Linked DNA regions of Homo sapiens: region 2 is linked to region 1. The links are chromatin loops, found by intact Hi-C in ENCODE. Cell type or tissue: endothelial cell of umbilical vein. All regions are shown on one strand. Each heading gives the region's core, and the rest is flanking DNA. Links, peaks and the distances in the headings are about the cores only. Region 1 has its middle 21 kb from the start of NFATC2. Region 2 overlaps NFATC2 (nuclear factor of activated T cells 2).

Evidence for each region. Peaks named below come from ENCODE experiments on the same cell type or tissue, not always from the same donor. Only the 100,000 strongest peaks of a DNase experiment are listed, where the experiment ranks them.
Region 2: it touches region 1 in a loop (4-fold over the local background); 6 of 110 quality-filtered maps call a loop at or near these places.

The regions. Positions count from the first base shown.
Region 1 is chr20:51,557,661-51,570,318 of GRCh38, reverse strand. It overlaps a transcript of NFATC2 not described here. Among named protein-coding and RNA genes, the nearest start is that of NFATC2, 21 kb to the right of the region's middle. In endothelial cell of umbilical vein, for the core only: a CTCF peak has its summit at 7,880 (motif pointing right); DNase peaks (open chromatin) are centred at 6,378, 7,368 and 8,488; H3K4me3 peaks cover 2,070 bases; H3K27ac peaks cover 2,241 bases.
Region 2 is chr20:51,487,856-51,495,855 of GRCh38, reverse strand. The region is part of intron 3 of NFATC2 (nuclear factor of activated T cells 2); the gene reads left to right. Among named protein-coding and RNA genes, the nearest start is that of MIR3194, 39 kb to the right of the region's middle. RefSeq lists enhancers at 6,816-7,316, 7,280-8,000. In endothelial cell of umbilical vein, for the core only: no CTCF peak of the experiment used is centred there; DNase peaks (open chromatin) are centred at 3,235 and 7,755; H3K27ac peaks cover 1,945 bases.

The DNA.
Region 1 (12,658 bases), core at 4,659-12,658:
TAGACAGGACCTGGGAGTCTGGCTCTGGAGCCAGGCTGCCACTCTCCACATTCACACTCTGTCGCTTACTATTTGCTGACCTTGGGCCTCTCTGCCTCAGTTTGTCCCGCCCCTCCTGCAAAATGGGGATAATAGTGGCCTTCATCTTAGAGAATTGTTGTGAGACCCAAATGAGTTAGTCCCTGTGTCCGTCACAGATGCTAGATAGGATAATTGACTGAGTACCACCCGTTCCAGACACCATGCCAAGTCCCGAGTAAGACAGACATGGCCCTATTTTCCTAGTCTAGCGGAGAGATGAGTCATAACCAAGTAAACAAACAGATGAGACAATTTCATATTGTGTTATTCACTCAACAAACATTTTTGAGGTCCGACCGTATGCCAGGCATCATTCTAGGTGCTGAGGACACGGCAGGGAATAAAACAAAGTTCCTGCCTTCGTAGAGTTGATATTTTAGTTGGGAGGCAAAGGAGACATAGAATACACAAATGAATATGTAATTTATTTGTGGTAAGTGATAAATGCTATAAAGAAATATGACAGGGCGTTGGGACTGAGATTTGTGGGGTGGGGTTGAGCTTCAGGGCAGAGGAACCTATTTCAGAGGTGAGGGTCATGGAAGAATGCATTCACAGGATGGCATTTAAACTGAGGCTGAGAAGATGGAAGAAGCCAGCCATAGACATGTAGGGACAAAGGGTCCCAGGCCAAAGGGAAGGAAGCACAAAAGCCAGGAGGTGTCTGGCTCATGGGGAGTAGATGGGAGACCAGATAGGTGGGTAGGGCCGGACCTCAGAGGCCGTTGCATTCGTTTTCTGTTGCTTCCCCCTGGACATTGTAGCTTAAACGAGCAAGTATTTATCATCTCATAGTTTCTGTGGCTCAGGAACAGATTAGTTGGGTGGTTCAGGGTTTTTCCTGAGTCAAGCCATTGGCTGTGGCTGCAGTCATCTGAAGGGTTGACTGAAATGCGGGCTGTGGGCAGGAGGCCTCAGTTTCTTACTACATGGGCCTCTCCAAAAGGCTGCCTGTGTGTCCTCACAACACGGCAGCCAGCTTCCCCCAAGGTGGGTGATCCAAGACAGCAGTGCAGAAGCCACACATCTTTTATGACCTAGACTTGGAAGTCATACATCTCATTTCTGCAGTAGCCTTGTGTTGCCCATTTAGGAGGGCATGGCCCAGGAGCAGGAACACCAAGGTGGGAGCCACTAGGACCCTCTAGAGGCTGGCTACATCAGCCTTGGTGAGGAATTGAATTTTATTCTAAGAGGGATGGGGCACTTCTGAAATGGTATATTTGGTTGAGCTGGGTGATAAAGCATGACAGGTGTTTGTAGTGGCAAGATGATAGTAACTGTAGCTACCATTATTGAGCACCTACTGTGTACTGGGCACTGTGCTTAGTGCTTCATCAGATACATTGGCCTCTCAGATGCTCATATCTCCCTGTATTAGTCCATTTTCATGCTGCTGATAAAGACATACCCAAGACTGGGCAATTTACAAAAGAAAGAGGTTTAATTGGACTTACAGTTCCACGTGGCTGGGGAAGCCTCATAATCATGGTGGAAGGCAAGAAGGAGCAAGTCACATCTTACATGGATGGCAGCAGGCAAAGAGAGAGATTGGGCTGGAAAACTCCCCCTTATAATACCATCAGATCTCGTGAGATTTATTCACTATCATGAGAACAGCATGGGAAAGACCTGCCCCCTTGATTCAATTATCTCCCACCAGGTCTCTCCCACAACACGTGGGAATTCAAGATGAGATTTGGATGGGGACACAGCCAAACCATATCACTCTAAGAAGTAGATGTAGCTCCATTTTATAGATGAGGAAGCTGAGACTTCTCCCTAAGAAATGTTATCCAAGGCAAGACTGGGAGGCCACTAGAATTACCCAAGCACAGAGAGGAGCTTGAGGGTGGGAGGAGAGAGAGAACAGCCTAGCGGAAAGCCTGGAAGTGAGGAATAACAGGGAGAATTGGCAGGGGGTGGGGTGCTGAGTATTTCAGTAGGCAGGGGTGTGGAGTTGAAGGGTGTAAGAGGTAAGTGGTGGTGAGACTAGAGAAGGTGGGTTAGATTTTATAGGTCATTGGTCACATATGGGATTTTGAACTTTACCCGCAAGGTAATTGTGATTCAGTGGAGGATGACATGGTCACATGTCCCCTTTAGAGTCTAAAGCTGAGAAAATATCACATTGGTTGTGCAGGAAAGAATAGACCTCAGGGAAGGAACAGGAGAGAAGAGGAGGCGAAGAGGCCGAAGAGTCACCAGGAGAGAGATGTTGATGGGGGTCCTGGCAAGGCTGGTATTGTGGAGAGGAAGAGAAGTGACCTACCTAGAATAACAAGGAACATTTATAGAGCAATTGCTATGTGGTAGGCATTAACTCATTAAATCCTCCCGACAATCTTAGGATGGTCATTTTACAGAGGAGGAAACTGCAGCACAGAGAGGTTGTGCAGCTTTCCCAAGGTTGCACAGCCGGTAAGTGGCAGAGATTGGAACCCCAGCCACCTGGCTCTCAAGTGTTTTCTCAATCGCTCTGAGAAACTGGCCTCTCAAGTTGTCTAACCCAGGGCTGCCCAAGAGAACTTTCCACGGTGATGGAAATGTTCTGTTCTGTGCTGTCCAATTTGGTAGCCACCAGCCACGTGTGCTTTTGAGCACTTGACATATAGCTTGTGCAACTGAAGAATTGACACCTACATTTTATTTAATTGTTAATTATTTAACATTTTATTTTAGTTATTTTTATTTTTAAATTTTTTTGAGACAGAGTCTCGCTCTGTCACTCATGTTGGGGTGCAGTGATGCAATCTCAGCTCACTGCAACCTCCGCCTCCCGGGTTCAAGTGATTCTCCTGCCTCAGCCATCCAAGTAGCTGGGATTACAGGTGCCCGCCACCATGCCCAGCTAATTGTAATTTTAGTAGTGACGGGGTTTCACCATGTTGGCCAGGCTGGTCTCGAACTCCTGAACTCAAGTGATCCTCCCGGCTCAGCCTCCCAAAGTGCTGGGATTACAGGTGTGAATCATCACGCCCTGCAATTATTTAAAATTTTAATGGCCACGAGTGAATTTGAGAGATTTTTCCGAGGGAAGATGTTCAGAGCTGGGAGATCTATCTGTAAGATGTGGCAATGGAAGGGGAGGATGTTCAGGAATGGCAACCACCAGGTTCCAGCTGGGAGGGTGGAGACCCCTGGTCAGAGCTCACCAGGATGCACTGACCAACTTCCGTGAATACCTCCAGCATTTCCAGCCCACGTTCCTGTTGCTGCTGTTGATCACTACTGCTCGTTCGGCCTTGTGGTGTCCTTGTCAACCAAGTAGGAGGCAAGGACTATGACTTCTAATTGTGTCCTCACCCCACCCCCACCACTTAGCCTGAGCCATGCCCATGGAATAAGCCTGGCAAACAGATATTTGATAGGGAGCTTCTCGGAGCAATTCAGAAAACACCCGAGAGCCAGGTGGCTGGGGTTCCAATCCCACCTCTGCCACTTACTGGCTGTGCAACCTTGGGAAAGCTGCACAACCTCTCTGTGCTGCAGTTTTCTCCTCTGGAAAATGATCATCATAAAGTTGTCATCAGGATGTAATGAGTTAATGCCTACCATATAGCAATTGCTCTATAAATGTTCATTGTTATTCTAGGTAGGTCAATAAACCTTTCGGACACCTGCGTTGGTCCTACTTTCTATGTATGAGACATGTAGAAATCTAGAACAATTCTCAACTGCCATCTACATTTCAGCCAGGAAGGGGTTGACAGTCAAGGGGACCTATTGGCACAGAGATAACACTTGAGCGATGCAAAGAAGGGCCCTCACCTAAGCTGCCCTAGTCCTTTTAAATAACCCTGGTGTTGAATCAGTTGTTTGGGGCAGCATCACTTAAGTGGTGTCTCAGCAGAAATACCTGTGTTTCTGATTTATGAGGCTGATGGAGGGAAGAGAATCTAATAAAAGGCTTCCCCGGTGATTCAAGGTCTCCTCCAACCCAGATGTCTCTGCAGCCTCCCTGGACCATTCCCCCTACGGCCACCTGGACGCCTTCTATTTGCTTTGATTCAGTTTCTCTTTTGCTTTTTCCTTACTTGCTGGTGCATTCCCACCCCAGCTGAGAGCCTCTATTTTTGGGAGTTTTCGTGGATAATTTAGTGGGCAGAAGCTCCCCACCCACCCCCCTTGGAGCATCCCTTAAAAAAGGGAGAGTGCTCGAGAGAAGTGAAAAACAGTGGGTGGTTCAGTTCAAAAGGACAAAATATTTCTTGCCCTGGCACTGGGAGAGGAAAGAAATTGTCTGAGGAACCAAAGGACGGCTAAACTAAGAAGCCGAAAGCTGCAGCCCAGAAGGGCAAATTAGGTGACTCAGCTGCAACTGCCCCGGCTCCAGCCCTTGTAGTATTAATGTGCTTTAAAAGGGAAAAACGCTTAACCGTGACAAAGAGTGGGCTCTATAAAAATGTGGCTAATGCTGATTCTATCGAGTTCCAAAAGACATCCCCTGCTCAGCAGCTCTGGGCACCTGTGGAGTTGGGGAATCGCCTCAGAGGCCTGAGTTGGGTGGGACTGAGTCTAAATTTATCCCCGATAATGAGTCCGCCAGAGGAGGGCCCAGCAAGCTTGTTTCCTTTCTCGCTTCTGGCCTCTAAAACCTCGGTACCAAGGGAGGATTCTGGGAGGCAGGGGATATGGTGCCAAGAACACAGGCTTTGTTGCCAAACAGAGCTGGGTTCAACTCTGGGCCGTCCATTTACTGGCTGTGTGCACATCAACTTGTAGAGCCTCAGTTTGCTCATCTGTAAATGGGGCTCACAGCATCAAGCTCAATGGGAGGGTGAAAGGAAACAGACCTTGCCAAGCTTGTCTGATGCTCTGGACATGGCAGTTGTAGGGAGCCCTGGAGAGGAAGGGCATGAATGCCGAGTCTAATAATCCTACTCCTGGCTTAATCACTACTCATTTCTTGACTGTGGGAAGGTTTTCTTCAAAAAAAATTTTTTTTTTTTTTAGGATTTGTTATATGCTTTACTGTTCTTAGCACTTCAATTAAAGAAACTCATTGAATCCTTATAGCAAGTCTTTAAGGAGGGTATTCCTAGTGTCCCCATTTTACAGAGTGGGGTGAGTGATGCCATGGCAAAGCCAACCATCTGACTGTAGAGCCTGAGCTCTAAATGGCCTCTCAGGTTGTCTAACCCACTACTGCCCAAGAGGACATTCTACGGTGATGGAAACATTCTGTTCTGTGCTGTCCAGTTTGGTAGCCACCAGCCACATGTGGGCTTTTGAGCACTTGACATATGGCTTGTGCAACTGAAGAACTGACACCTACATTTTATTTGTTAATTATTTAATATTTTAATAGCCACATGTGGCTAGTGGCTGCCATATCGGATGGCACAGGGCTAACCCCTTTCAGCTTTAGTCTATTACTTTGCAGTGGGATTGTGAGTGGGAATTTATAGATGACTCTAGCTCAGGGCCTGGCACCTAGTAGGTACTGAGGTGAGGGGTTGCCATTCATAGTGTTACTAAGTGTAGTAACTGTCTGCAGAAGACAATGGTTAGCAGGCTTCCTTGGTGTCTGGATACTGGCAAAAGGAAGTTGAGTTTCATTCACGCCTGGGATGACCAACCTGTCCCAAGTTCCACCTTGGGTGGAAGGTTCCACCTTCTCAGCTTTAAAACTGAAAGTCTTACATTCTAGGAGCCCCCTCAATCCCAGGCAAACCAGGAAGGTTGGTCACCCTGTTCTTGCTTCAGATGGTTGGTGAAGGAGGCCTCAGGGAATGAGTCTTCCTCAATAGGCTCCACTGAAAAGAATCCTCTCTACGCCCTTAAAGGCTGCACCCCAGAATTTGCCAAGTAAATCAACAGGCAAGCCACCTGCCTTCTATGTGCCTCAGTTTCCCTTTTGGAAAGTGGGAGAGAGGATCCCCTCCTTGCAGGGTGGTTGCAAGAAATTTGGTGGCGCCACGATTTTTGAGTTACTCGAGAGTCAGTGAGACTTCCCTACCTTGAATTCCTTGGCACACAGTAGGTGGACAGATAATGGCTGCTCTCTGGGGGAGCAGCATTACTTAGACTGTCCTGCTGGAGGCCACCCTGGTTGAGGCAGGCTTGAAGAGAGTCCCCTGGGCGGGGCTGGGGGTGGGGCTTTCTCAGGCGCAGTTCCAGCTGGTCTCTGTGGGCCAGCATCTATCTCCAGCAGGAGTGGTTATGTCTGCGAGCTGCCCAGTGAGGCTATTGTGGGCCAGTACTGGAAAACAGAGTGGTCCCACGGATGGAGCCAGCTGCCTCTCGATGCCTCTTTAAGTTCAAGTCTCTCTGTAAGAGCGTGCGGGGGGAGGGGGGGTGTGTATGTGATGAGTCACCAGCCTTGGTTGCTATCCACAATTTTATCAGAGCTCACAACAGTATCTGAAGTCCATTTTCAAAGCCAGCTTTATCTTTGGGCTCAGAATTTCCCACCCTGCAGGCAGGTGAAGAGGCAGACCTAGTCCAAGTCCAGAAAAGGCATCTTGACCGCTGCACCTCTCCCTCTCCCCCTCCCCACGGACCTTCTGGGGGTCTCGTGGCCTATTGCTGTGAACCATGCGTGGCATCGCAAGGACTTTCTTCTGGACACTGTGCAAAGTTCATGATATCCTTTCTCTTTATTTTCCTGTTTATTCAGAGCATGTGTAAACACATGGGTTGCCTGGTTTCAGCTTCTCTTTGGCCATTTCATTATTTCTGGAGCCTCTGAGCATCACTGGAAACCTTGGATTTTCTAAATGAATCTAAAAATAAACTCTTTGAAAAAAAATTCTCGAAGTTGGAGAGTTGACACAAGGCACCGTTATTTATTTCTTTTCCTTCCTCCTCCTTCTCCTCTTCCTCCTCCCCACCATCCTTGAACACACAAAAATCTGGGCAGCCAGAGGCCGTGAGGGACTGGGAAGGGCCCCTGGGCAAACGTCCAGGAGCTTGGACAACCTGGGGTGTTGATTTGAACCCTGGGCAGCTTTCTCCAAGAGGCGCCCGCTTGGCAAATGGGGGGCTTGGGAGTCTCGGGCTTGATTTATGAAAAGCTGCCACGGGCCAGGGAAGGCGGTGGCTGGGCACTCCTTGCAAACAGCCGCCTGGAGCTCCTGCAGGGCTGACTTGGACACTCGCACGCCCCCACCCCCTTCTTCTCGCCGTCGCCCGCTTCGCTCCCTCTCCCAGACTTTTCTCCCGAACAATCAGGGACTTGTGCTGGCGGCCGAAGGAGCCACGGAGCTGGCTGGCCGCGGAGGAGGCGACGTCATGGATTCCTGAGTGTGAAGTTTGCAGGAAAGCCCTTAGTTTTGGAGATGGACGGGATCCAGTGGTTTCCATGGCGCTGGATAAACAGGAGGAAACAGTGAGGGAATCCCGTTATTTTACTGCATTGAAAGCCTATAAACACGGAGCGCGGGGAAGGAAGTCGCGTTGCCTCTGGAGTAAGCCGGATCGCGGAGCCGCGCCGACTCCGCCGAGCCGGGAGCCGGGAGGCGCGCAGCTCCCGGGTCGCTCCGAGGCTCCTCGGCCAGGGCAGCCCCGCGGGCACGCGGTAGAGAAGACGGCGTCCCCTCGGCTGCTGGTCGATACAAACAGATCCCCCTTTCCAAACACGCGCCAAGTCCCCGTGCCCTCCAGATGCAGAGAGAGGCTGCGTTCAGACTGGGGCACTGCCATCCCCTCCGCATCATGGGGTCTGTGGACCAAGGTAACTGACTCTCGATCCCTTCCAGCCTTTTCCGCTCGCTCCTCCCGGCCCTTTCCTGCTGCTCCCGTCCCGGGCAGCACTTTCAGCTCCCGGCAGAGGTCGGTGCGGGAGGCCTGGGGACCCCGCTCGCCCTCGGCGCACAGGTAGCGGGGCCCGCGGAGGGGCGCCCGCGCCCCGGCCAGGGAAGGGACACTTGGGAAGGCGACTTTGGACAACTTTACGCGGGGGCAGGGAAGTGTCCCAGGCCGGGATTCCCTAGGCCAGTCTGTCGGGAGGATTTTCCTCTCCACGGGACACCGGGAGGGATTCTCGCTACTAACCGCTGGCTGTTTAACCGTTTCAGCACTCGGCTTTTGACAGCAAATGCCATAACGCTGCAGTATTATTATTATTACTTTTTTTTCTTTTAAGAGAACAGGCTTGGCATTTTACTATACAGCAAGTATAGTAAGGAAGACTTTGCTTTCTAACAGTTACAGCAGCAGCGGATGCTCTGGGACATTTAAACTATTTTCTTCCCCCTTTTTGATGTGCCTGCTGGATAGAGTCCTCCAGCTACCCCTTTAAAGTGCAATGTACCATCAGTTTGTTTGGGGATCTGATTACACTGTACTTTCCCTGTTTCTGCTTCTTTCCCCCTTCTCTTGGATTTAGTCCTGGTATCACACCACTTGGATCTTATGGGAGGGGGTTAACTATAAGGAGCATAAGATATGAAAATGTCCCATCTGGTCGGGATTGCGGAGGGGCTTTGGCTCCACAATAACGAATCGGTCTTTAAAAGTGGAAATGGGCAAAGCGTTGTGTTTTTCAGAGGGGAGCACTGCGTTGGGGGCTGCAGGGCCTGGCTGCCAAGTGGGAGGGGCTTCGAGAGTTAAGTGAAATAAATTCGCGGAGGAGGAGTTAGCCTCCTGTCATAAAATCAGAGTTGAATGTAGGTTTTGTGCTTTGCGTGGCTGATTAAAGTTCGGGGTGTGGGGGTGGGGGGGGGAAGAAATGACAATTTCAGTAAATAAACCTGAGAGGCTTTTGCTTGCTTGCTTGCTTGCTTGCTTGCTTGCTTGCTTGCTTGCTTTCTTTCTTTCTTTCTTTCTTTCTTTCTTTCTTTCTTTCTTTCTTTCTTTCTTTTCTTTCTCTCTCTTTCTTTCTTTCTTTTCTTTCTCTCTCTTTCTTTCTTTCTTTTCTCTCTCTTTCTTTCTTTTCTTTCTCTCTCTTTCTTTCTTTTTTTTTTTTTTAACTAGATTGAAGCCAAATGCCTTGGGTTAGGTAAACGGTGTGCTTTGCCACGGCAGACCTCAATGACACATAGTTTTAGCTGAGCTGCGCTTTTGAAAGCAAGACCCTGCCAGGACTTCGAACGTTTTAACGGGTACCAGTTTATCCTGTCCTCTGCTAGTGGTCAAGCCTATGACATAATGGCAAAAAAAATTTACTGATATCGTATCATCTGTAAAAGCAATGCTCTCAGACAGAAGACAGATATATTAAGGGCGAGAAAGGGTTTTTACTGTCATAAATACTGAAACCGGGTGTTTGATGTTCTCGTGGTGGGGGTGGAGGTCAGCCTAATGCCAAATTTAGCTCCATTTGGAAAGAGAGAGAGAGAGAAAGAACTTGGATGAGAAACTGGGCTTCTGTTTTACTGTGTGATCTAACACAAGCCTCGAATTTTATTGAGGCTGCTAACTCTGTGCCCCAGGTGTATGAACTAGTTCTGCTAAGGTTTCAAAATGTGGGTATTTTGTGTGCGCGTGTTCAATAGCTACCCTCCCCAGCCCATGCTCATGCGTGCAGGGATTGTGGGTGTATGCACACCAGTGTGTGTGTGTGTGTACATGTGGGAGACAAGGGCACCAGATTGTTCCAGGCGAACCACACTTGGTCTGCCAAGGCAACTGGGCACATAGAATGCAGTTCCAGGCATCAGAGACAGCTGGCTTGACACAGGCTGATCCAAATGCTCCCACTATGCCCTGCACGGTGGTCTCTTGAGGGAAAGCCCAATATCCCATCCAATGGGTGGGGTCGTTAAATAGAGAAGAGAAATATTTGCATTTAAAAAAATTCCAAACTTTCTGCACAGAAAGCGGCATTGGCCCTGTGAAAAACTGAAGATCTGAAAGAGGTGTGTTCAGTTTTATCTGAGTGAGATGATGGAAAGTATTTCAGCAATAAACAAACCCAGGGTGAGCTTTGTTCTCTCCCAAACCCAGACTCCCTGCCTTCTGCTTCCATTAGAATTTCTGCTTGGCCACATCACAACTGTGTGATCTTGGGCAAGTGACTTAACTTCTCTGTGCCACACTTTTCTCATCTGTAAAATGGAGCCAATAATTATGTCTCTCTTCCAGGGTTGTTATGAGATTCAATGAGGTAAAACAGATAAGGCACCGAAAATGGTGTCTTGGTCATAGTCAATGCTCCATAAATATTAGCTACAAATCCTGTTATATTAAAGATGCAAAACAATAAACTGAGGCTGTGGAGAAACTGGATTTGACAGTAAACATTCTTTGAAGAGATGCAGTACTTTCTACTTTCCAAAGTACTTTTAAACTTACTGGAACTTTATAATGACACAGATAGGGTTAAGATCTTGGCTTGTGAAGCCTCAATTTTCTCATTTGCAAAAAGGAATAATGATAGTATCAACTTCATCGGATTGTCAAGAGCATCGTATGAAATGATGCATGTAAAATGCTCAGTTCTGTGCTTAACATGCAGTAAACACACACCAAATAGTATTGTCTGACAGTTGAGGATAGTGAGACCCGGCTTTGCCCAAGGTCACATAGCAGATAAGGAGCACAGTGACTGGCACACAGTGAGTGCTCAATTCCTGCCCTAGATGGTGACGGCAAACATAAATTTATCATTGACTGGAGTAGGACAAGGGGCTAAGTGCTCTGCAAGCATTAAGTCTTTTAATTGTTATAACACTGTAGATGATAAGTACTGCAATCATGGTCTCCTTCCTGGAGGAGGGGTTGGGCACAGAGATGTGTGGCAATGGGCCAAGTGTTATCCAGGAAGAAAGTGGTAGAGCCTTAATTTGAACTCTTCACCATATGCTCTGCTGTCTCTGAAACTCAATAACATCATCATAATTTTTTATACCATTTGACAGATGAGGTGACCGAGGTGGGACCAGAGCCTGGTTCTGGGATCTTTCCCCAATACCACGTTGTTCCCTGACATATGCTGGAAGGGAAAGAGACATATGGGAGGATGTGGAGGGTATAAGGCTTATTGCTAGAGGTGGTGAAACTGAGGCAGCAGCTGATTTGTGCTTTAGCGAGGGCTTCTTGCTTTGACTTCCCTCAGGGAAATGAAAGCATAAGGCTTCCACTCTTAGTAGAAGAAGAAAGTCCTCAGCCAGCCAGTGTGGCAGCTCCAAAGCCCATGCTGCTTTCTGTACTGAGAGCCCCTCCCAGGGACCCCTCCTCCTGGCTAGTCTTTCCCTTGCTACCCAGGAAGGGAAGCCCCTCCAGCTTGCAAGCCTCTCTTCTCAGACTCCAGAGAGAATCACACTTTCACCAGACACTCCCATGACTAACTTTATTAAGAACTTTCTTTGGCTAGATTACAAGCCCCCTGAGGCCAGGGATCGGGTCTCCTATTTCTGTGAGTCTCCACTGGGTCCCAGGTAACATTGCTACTATCCAAGAGGTTAACAGCTTGAGGTCTGAATCAGAGGTTCAAATCTTGGCCACTTGTATGAGTTACTTCACTTGTGCCTCAATTTCCCCATGTTATGAGTGATATTAATATTATCCAGAATAATATTTAGTAAATGTAACAACCAGATACAAACCAATCAGAACCATAGGAGCAGGGCCCCTAGACACTTCTCTGCTGGGCCAGGCTTTAACTATTTATTTGCTGAATTATGGGGAGGGTCCCAGGCAGTAGAAGTCTTTGGAGGGTGGTAGGAAGCAGGGGAAACAGCAAATAATCTATGGAAGTTCTCAATCCTTTAATAAACAATATAATCCGGAAGGTACCCATTCAAAAAATAATTGCGGTCATTACTATTGTATAATTTATTATTTCAACATTTACCTCGCCCCCCCCCAAAAAAACCAATGCCTAAATCCAATTACTAAATACTTTCTCATGCGTTTTCTCATTGGATAACTCACACTTAATATGTAAATGACTGATTATTTATACTTCCTGACTGGAAGAAGCCGGTCAAGTTTTTATTTTTTTATTTTTGAGACATGGTCTCACTCTGTTGCCCAGCATGAAGTGCAGTGGTGTGATCATGGCTCACTGTAGCCTTGACCTCCTGGGCTCAAGCAATCTTCCCACCTCAGCCTGCTGGGTAGCTGGGACTGGAGGGGTGCACCACCATACCTGGCTAACTTTTTAAATTGTTTGTAGAGATGGGGTCTTGCTATGATTCCCAGGCTGGTCTTGAATTCCTGGGCTCAAGTAATACTCCCATCTTGGCCTCCCAAAGTGCTGAGTTTACAGGCATGAGCTACCATGGCCGGCCAGGTTCCTATTTTTGTTCCTTTGCTAGAACAGGAATTTGAGAATCTCTGACTGCCCAGCCTGGATGGGAGGCCTCCTCTGGGCTCTGCTGGCCTCTGTCCTGTGCTGCTTGCATCCTGGTACTTATCACACTGATGGTAATTATCTGACTATTTGTCCATGTCCTCCAACAGATTTGAACTCCAGGAACCAGAAACCACACCTGTCTTGGTCACCACTGTATCTTCAGTGCTAGGAGAGTGCCTGGCACTTAGTAGGTGTTCAGTAATTCTTTTGGTTAAATGGATGGATGAATGAATGAGTTAGGAATGAGTGCAGCACAGGAGAAGTTCTGTGGCTTGTTAGGACCACAGCATTCGGACAAGCTGAAGGACCGCACTCTCATTGTGTCTCACTCTC
Region 2 (8,000 bases), core at 1-8,000, 70 kb after region 1:
AGGGACAGAGGAGGGATGATTGAGGTGTGAGTTAGAGTCCCCTTCAGATGGCATGGTGGCATGTAGACCCAGCCAGTGCATGGGACGTGAGCTCTCTTACACCTGGGGGTGTGCATGTGGGTGTTTACTATTGGCTTCAAACACAGAAAGTGACAAAATTGAACTCCACGAATTTGTAAGAGGGAGTGAGTCAATTTTCCTTGGTCCCGGCAAACTCCATGCTTGCTAAAAATGAGTGCTGTAGAATTTATTTGCCTTCTGTCATCAAAGAAAACCCAGGTTCAGAACTGGATAAGACAGTTCCCCAGAGAGGACAGATGATCTGTCTGTACTCACACATCAACAAGTTCTCTCTTGGGCATTTACGATGGAATGTGTCCCCCTCACCCCTTTAAATTATGGAGAAGCTGTGTTCTCTTTGAGGTGAATATGCGGTCACACAAGTCTTTTTAAGAAAGGAGGCTTTCCAGCCATGTGTGCTGGCTCATGTCTATAATCCCAGCACTTTGGGAGGCTGAGGTGGGTGGATCACTTGAGCCCAGGAGTTCAAGACCAGCCTGGGCAACATGGTGAAATCCCGTGTCTACAAAATAAAACCCAAAAATTAGCTGGGTGTGGTGGCACGTGCCTGTTGTCCCAGCTACTCCAGAGGCTGAGGGGGGAGAATTGCTTGAGAACAGGAGGCGGAGGTTGCAGTGAGCTGAGATGGTGCCACTGCACTCCAGCCTGGGTGATGAGTGGGAAGCTGTCTAGAAAAAAAATAAAATGAGGTTTAGGGTCTAGCTGGGATTCTGGCTCTGCTGAGCTGGGTTGGTTCTTACTTTGCCCCCACCTGGAGGCAATTGCTGTAGCACAATGCCCATGTTGGGATTGGGTGTCCACTTGGGGGCTGTGCTGACCTCCTTTCCAAGTGTGGATGACTAGCAGGAGGGGGACACACCAGCTGGCAGTCACGTTCAGGACAGTATGTGACCATCACCTTGGTAGTGGCTTTTCTCAGTGGACAGAGGACCTCAGAGCTGGAGCCCAGGGTTTTACCGGGGATTCAATAATCCTTAAGAAGTCAGAGTTGAGCTTTCCCCTCTTACGACAAACTTCATTTCCTGTTTCATCAAAAAGTTCTTCCTGGCAAACTGTGGCTTCTCAGCCTGTCACCTCTCTGCCACGGGAGGTGAGAACCTCTCCCATGCTGTGAGATGACTGAGCCGCGGCCTTGTTTATGGAAGCCAAGTGCCAGTCCCTCAAGGCGCGTGGGTTCTCAGCCCTAGGATTCAGGATGGAGCCGTGTTCAGCTCTGGGCAAGGGTAGGATGCTGACTCTGTGCACAAAGACCTGCACGTAGTAGTAGCAGAAGAAAAGGGCCTTGGGGCCTTAAATAAAGGTGAGGAGTGGGGAGCCCCTCAAGAGCGAAGTGTGAGGGAATTACTGACGTGTGCCGCATTTCCACTTGAAAGTAAAATAAAAATGTTTAAACAAAGAGGAAATAGGAGGAGCAGGTGTAGCAGAAAAGCCACCAGCCAGGGAAGCCGCCAGATTTGCTTTTGATTTCCAGTGGCACCCGCCCTGTGCCGGACACCTTAGGCAGCTGACTTAGCCTCTCTGAGCAAACCCATGGAAATTCAGTGCCTGGTGCCCACTCCGCGTGGAGAAGGAGGGGAGCACTGGGGTCCTGTCCTTCCTCATGTCCACATTCAAAAGAGGACTCATAACCAAGCAAAGTAACGGTGACCGAGCTGCCTGAGATGGCTTGGAGGAAGGTCTGAAATGGGTGACGATGGTGGCGATGATGGTAACTGTTGACGCTCACTGAGCACCCACTCTTTGCCAGGCACTGTACCCATTATATCGTCTAATCTTTGCCACAGCTCATGGGGCATGGGATGGGCATCTGTTATTTTCCCCTTTGCAGAGGTGAGGGCTCAGAGGTGTGGCCAGCTTTCCGCAGCCCCAACCAGTCTCGGATCTGAGACTTGGTTGGTTCTGAGCAGGCTGATGGTCAAGGGTGTCACGTTCCGGGCTGGCTCTTTGCTAAGCGTTTGATGCCCATCACAGTGGGGAGCAGCTCTCTGGGGACATGGTGCTGAGGTTGCCACTGATGAGAGGATTGGACAGGGACCAAGCTGCTCTCAATGTGATCGACTCTGTTCCTGTCTCTCAGCATGCCCCGCCTCTCAGGGAATAGGCCCAGTGGGGTTTCCCTGCGGTGACGTTGAACCAGTGTCTGCTGCATTCGAGGGGCCTCAGATGGAGCTGCTATCTGAATCCAGGGCCCCGGTGAGTGAGACTCATAGTCGGGGTGGAAAGGTGCTCAAGTAATGAGAGGCTTTCTTTTATCGTAGATTCACTGTGTCAGTCTGGGACATTCCCTCTGTAAATGGGAGGTGCCTAGAAGATCAAAATCATTTCTCTAGCATGTTGTCAATTTCACATCACTCAGTTGCAATGTGAGGTCGCCAATCCCCATTCTATGCCCATAACAGCCCCATGAGAAAACGACAAGAATTACAACAAGATGAAGGCCAACGTTTACTGAGCGCTTACTATGTGTCGCCACTGGTTCTAAGAGCTGTGCTTATACCAATTCATTGGGTCCTGGCAACTCTATGAAATGTACAAGTGCTTTTTTCTATGTGACACATGTGTCAAAGAGTCAGAGTGACCTGCCCAAGGTCCACAGCCAGCGAGTTCAGCAGTTGGGACTTGAGCTTGTGTCTGCCGACTCCCTAGCCCCCAGTCTAAACTGTTGGACCCCACTGCTCTGGAATCTTCTTCTCCTGGTTTCCTGATGGCAAAACTGGGACCCAGATGGTTCTAGTGGATTTGCAGATGCCACATGGTTCACCAGAGGCCCAGGCTGGGAGGCACACGATCGCATCCTCCTGGAGCCTCTGGCCCCAAGCTGCAAACTCCAATGCTGACGCTACAGTTCCATGAGCCCGTGGATACGTCGCTGACCGAGGAACCCAGGGCGACATGAAAGGAACACGCTTGGCCTTGACAGGCCCAGCCCCGGCCGGCGCTCACTTGGAGGCAGTTGAAAGGAAAACTGCGATAAGGGGCTGCTTTATCACGCCTCTTGACAGGCCGAGCTTCCTCCCTTGTGTGGCGTGAGCCTTAAACCTCTTCCAAGTCGCCTGGCATGGAGCCCCGGCCGCCTCCTGCTCCCCAAGGGCTGGAGCGGGGAGCCCATTAGCCAGTGGGAGTGGGAGCGGGCCCGGGCGGGTGCCAGCCCTTTGAAGCCGCGCAGAGGGCCCCGCACAGTCCCCTTATCTTGGCTGGTGGTGTTCCTCGGCCGGAAAAGGGAAGCACAGAGAGGAAAAGCTTTCCCCTGTGGCTTTTGTGTTTGGTTCGCATTAAATGAGGCTGGGCGGGGTTTTTGTTGTTTGTTTTCCAACTTTTCAGCGAAAGGATGACGGATGACGTTTAGCGCAGCAGGCGCCCACTTCTCTGGGGTGGCGTGCCCATGTCATGCCGCACTCACGCACACTCCTGCCTGTTGATTGCGCAGTCTCCTCTGTGTCTTTTCTAGAAGCTGGGGGGCTGCCCAGGTCGTCCTGAGAATAGCGGCGGGGTGCGGCGGGGCTCGGTGGTGCCAGCGGGTGGAGGCTGTGAATCCATTCACTCTGAGGCCCTGGCAGCCAGGGACCTCGTCTAGACAGGAAGATGTGTGTGATGGGATTTAAAGATGAGGCTCTCCCTCCTGCTGGGGCGAGAAGGCTCTAGGAGCCTTGGGGCCGAGGTGATTTGGTTTGTAGGATTTGCGCATTTCTGGGATGTGCAGGGATGCGGCTTTCTCCAGATCTAAGGGGAGCCCGGGCCAGTGAACAAGGGGTGTTCATGGCACTCCGGGGGCGCGGGGCTGGGGGTATGTGTGTGCAGGCCAGACCATAGCAGGGTCCTCATAAGCTTTCACAGGGAGTAGGGCTGGGGCAAGGGGTGTGTGTGTGTGTGTGTGTGTGTGTGTGTGTGTGTGTGTGTATGTGTATGTGTGTGTTGGTGGGGGTGGGGCTGTTCTCAACGAGCAGATGTGAAAATCAATGGGAGAAGAGAGTAAGAGATGGGCAGACTGCAATCTGAGTAGTTATGCACCTAAACAGATGCACACAGAGACCTATGGGTGCCCAGGAGTGTCCTGGAGCCCGTTTTCGTGGCCTTGTGAGAGCTGATTTTTAAAGTTCCAGGAACTCTGTTACATGTTGTTCTGACCTATGTGCCTGAGGTCATAGGCATCCGTGTATCCACATGGCGGAGGTAGCACGTAATGGTGCCGCTGCACTTCTCCTCCCAGCTCCATATACAGTATCGTCACACCGGGAGCTGGAAATCAGCCACTGTGGGAGTGTTGACACCGTGGAAATGGGCAAACACTGCAAAGCAAGCTTTCTGTCTTGGAGAACTGGTCGTTGAATATTTCCTGGTCTACCATTGCATACCTCACAGGCACAGCGCATGCAAACCCAGAGCAAGGAAGACAGACAGACGGGCTACCTGAACGAATGCCACTTTTTAGTTTTGGGAAAATACATTACATTTTTATACATTGGTTGATTTCCCTCTTCTTTTTTTTTTTTAACCTTGTCCATTTTATGCATGTGGAAGAATCACTCAGAGATAGGGCCATGGCTTCACCAAGCTGCAGAAGGGGTCATTGGTGCAAAAAAAGGTTAAAAATTTGTGCCCTGGAGCCAGGAGATGATTTTCCTTTTCTAGTCCTCTCTCTGAATACAGGACATTCTCCTAGCTTGTGGGCAGGCAGTGGTACTTTTTCTCTCCTGGTAAAGAGTCCTTAGCAGACCTCCTTGGGTCCTTTTGCAGAGGTTTGCTGAGCACCTCTTGTGTCTGGGCACTGACCTGGGTGGTTTTCTTAATCATCCCTTGATGATCTACTGGCTTTGGAGATGGTGGCTTCCCATCTTGGGGCTCCCCAAACCCAGTGCTTCAGCACCTCCTCTGCTGTACTTTGAATGCCAGTCCTGTGCTCTGCAAACCATGGTTCCCTGGGAAAGGAGCATGTTGATTAATGTTGTGTTACTTAGTCAGCATTTTTAACATTTATAATTATTTTATTTTTAAATTTTTTTTTATGTTACCCAAGCTGGTCTCAAACTCCCGGGCTCAAATAACCTTCCTGTCTCACTCTCCCAAGTAGCTGGGACTACAGGCATGTGCCACCGTGTGTAGCTGCTATAATTATTTTAATGGCACCTTTATTTCATTGTGTATTTATGCACACATTTGATTTCCTGCTGGTGATCCTGGTTTCCTATTTATGGCAGCAACATAAAGTTTCTTTCAAGATAAATTTCTGTAAGTAAAGATATGAATTTAAATTGTGGAGAGATTCAGTAACCAACAGTCCAGTAGAAGATCAGGAATAAGGCTGGAAAATGACTGAGGTTGGGGAACAGTGGTGTGTCCATTTGTGGCTGTGTATTCTTCCCTCTTTAGAGACTACAGGAACAGAAGATCGTATAGTTGTCAAGAGAATGGGTCTTGGAGGTAGACCTGCCGTGTTGGAATCCTGGCTTCTCTCTTCTTAGCTGCATGACCTTGAACAAACTAATTTCTCTGAGCCTCAGTTCCCTCTTGTTTAAAATTATAATACCTCTCTCATAGCGTTGCAGTGAAGATTGATAGATATCATAGTGAAGATTGATAGATATCATACATCACAATGCCCTGTATTTAGCAAGCACGCAATACATTATTAGCTGTCATTGTTGTTGTTATTATGATTAATTATAGCATCTCCCTATTATCCAGTTTTCCCCAGCATGGCCCTTTTTGTGAATAGGCAGAACTTAACAAATATTTGTTGACTTGAATTGAATTTTAAATGTTTAGAAAGCTGCCAGGCCTGGCACCTTTTAACCAGGAAAAAGCAATTCGGAAACCAGACAGAAAGTAAGCAGCAATTTTATTTCTAGTGAGGACCATCGTCATTCCTGCGTGTGTCAGACAGTCGTCTTTCCCCACTTCACCTCTCCTCTTGGGAATACCTTTCTAGACGTTCTTTTGGATTGTGAGTAAGAGGATGAGAACATTTGCAGACTGACTTGGGTGTCATTACTTGGTATGTTTCTGAGCAGTTGAATCATCTGACTCTTTGTACATGGCAGTTTCTTTCAGATTCTCTTTTGGCACTGGCTTTTCAGAGAAATCATTGTTTTTGAAGCCTTTGGTAAAGCAGGCCGGTGCACGTATCCATGTGCCATTTGTACCTTGAGTTTGTTTAACCAGAAGCCGCCTAGACATGGTTGTCTTACTGTCTTTGCAATGCAGTTGAGAAGAAGTTGAATGAAGGAGTGGGGGACTTGATGTGATGCTGATGGGCTGATGAGTCCTTCAATTAGACTTAGGTTTAATTACCTCTAACAGAAAACCCCAAATAACAGTTGCTTCTCATCTAAGAATGTAGAAAATCTAGAGATGGGTAGTCCAAAGTGCTATGAAGTCATTAGGAATCTGGGTTCCTTCTTACCTCCTGTTCAACTCCAGGTCACCTCAGGGTTCAAAATGATTGCTGGGGCTGCAGCTACCACCTCTATACTCCAAGCACTGGAATTCCAAGGAAGGAGGGAGATAGGGCCAAAGGGGCCCCCCTCACCATCTTGGTGAGCTTCCTCCCAGGAACTCTTCTGCAAGTCATCTGCACACTTCTTTTTTTTGAGACAGTCTCACTCTGTTGCCCAGGCTACAGTGCAGTGGCACGATCTTGGCTCACTGCAACCTCTGCCTCCTGGGTTCAAGCGATTCTCCTGCCTCAGCCTCCTGAGTAGCTGGGATTGCAGGCGCCCGCCACCCTGTCTGGCTAATTTTTGTATGTTTAGTAGAGACGGGGGTTTCGCCATGTTGGCCAGTCTGGTCTTGAACTCCTGACCTCAAGTGATCCGCCTGCCTTGGCCTCCCAAAGTGCTGGGATTACAGGCATGAGCCACTGCGCCCAGCTTGAATGTAATTCTTTATGCACTGGGAAGCCATGGGGGGATTTTAAGTAGGGAAGTGATAGGATCTCATTTGCTTTTAAAAGATCCCTCTGGCTGCTTGTGGAGATTCTATTCAGGATAGGGACAAGGGACAAGGCAGAAATTAGCGAGAGGCTGGATGCAGGGGTCCAGGTGAGAGATGACAGTGCTGGGACCCAGGGAGGTTGATGAGAACGTGAAAAGTGGGAGGATCTGGGGTGTTTCTTGAAGGTCCCGTTGAACAACACTTTCTGATGGACAAGGGATAGGGTTTCAGTGCAGATTTTCTGTTTCCCCTCCTCATAAATGTTAGCTTAATTTAAGAATGTTTCTCAATAGGAGTGATTTCGTGTCCCAGGGGACATTTAGCAATGTCCAGAGACTTTTTTGTGCATCACAGTTGGGAAAAGGGTGGCTGCTGCTACCTACTGGGTAGAGTCCAGTGATGCTGACAAACACCCTACAATGCCTGGGGCAGCCCCCGACAAGAAAGACTTATTTGGCCCCCAAATCAATAGTCCACACTGGCCAATAGTGCGAAGGTTGAGAAATCCTGATTTACTGGTTTCTTACTCCAATGTCTTAAATTCTGGGATTATGATAATCCCACATGTTACCATCCATCCAGAGAAGCACCCGATTCTTCACCAAAGGAATGTGTATTAATAATCCTGAAGGACAGCCTTCAGCTTAATCTTCTTTCCTGAGAGGCACTTTGCTGCGTGAATGACTAAACGGAGGAGTGAATGAACTTGGGAACGGCCCCGATGAAGAGGTGAGTCAGACTGGCTCAGCCCACAGGCTTCCATCATGTTTATGGAAGCCAGGCCCCATACGCTCCACATAAGAACGGGCCCCTTGTTCCTGAATGATGCGTTTTGTTGATCTGCCAGTGGGTCCCGCCTCTCCCCAGGTCACCGACAGAGCCCGTCTCAGCGCCGTCTCGCCGTGCTGAGTCTAAGAGTTATGCAGAGAGCCCTCCAAAAACCCACCCTTTGAAATGAAAGAAACTGGATCTTAAAATCCCAAAATAGA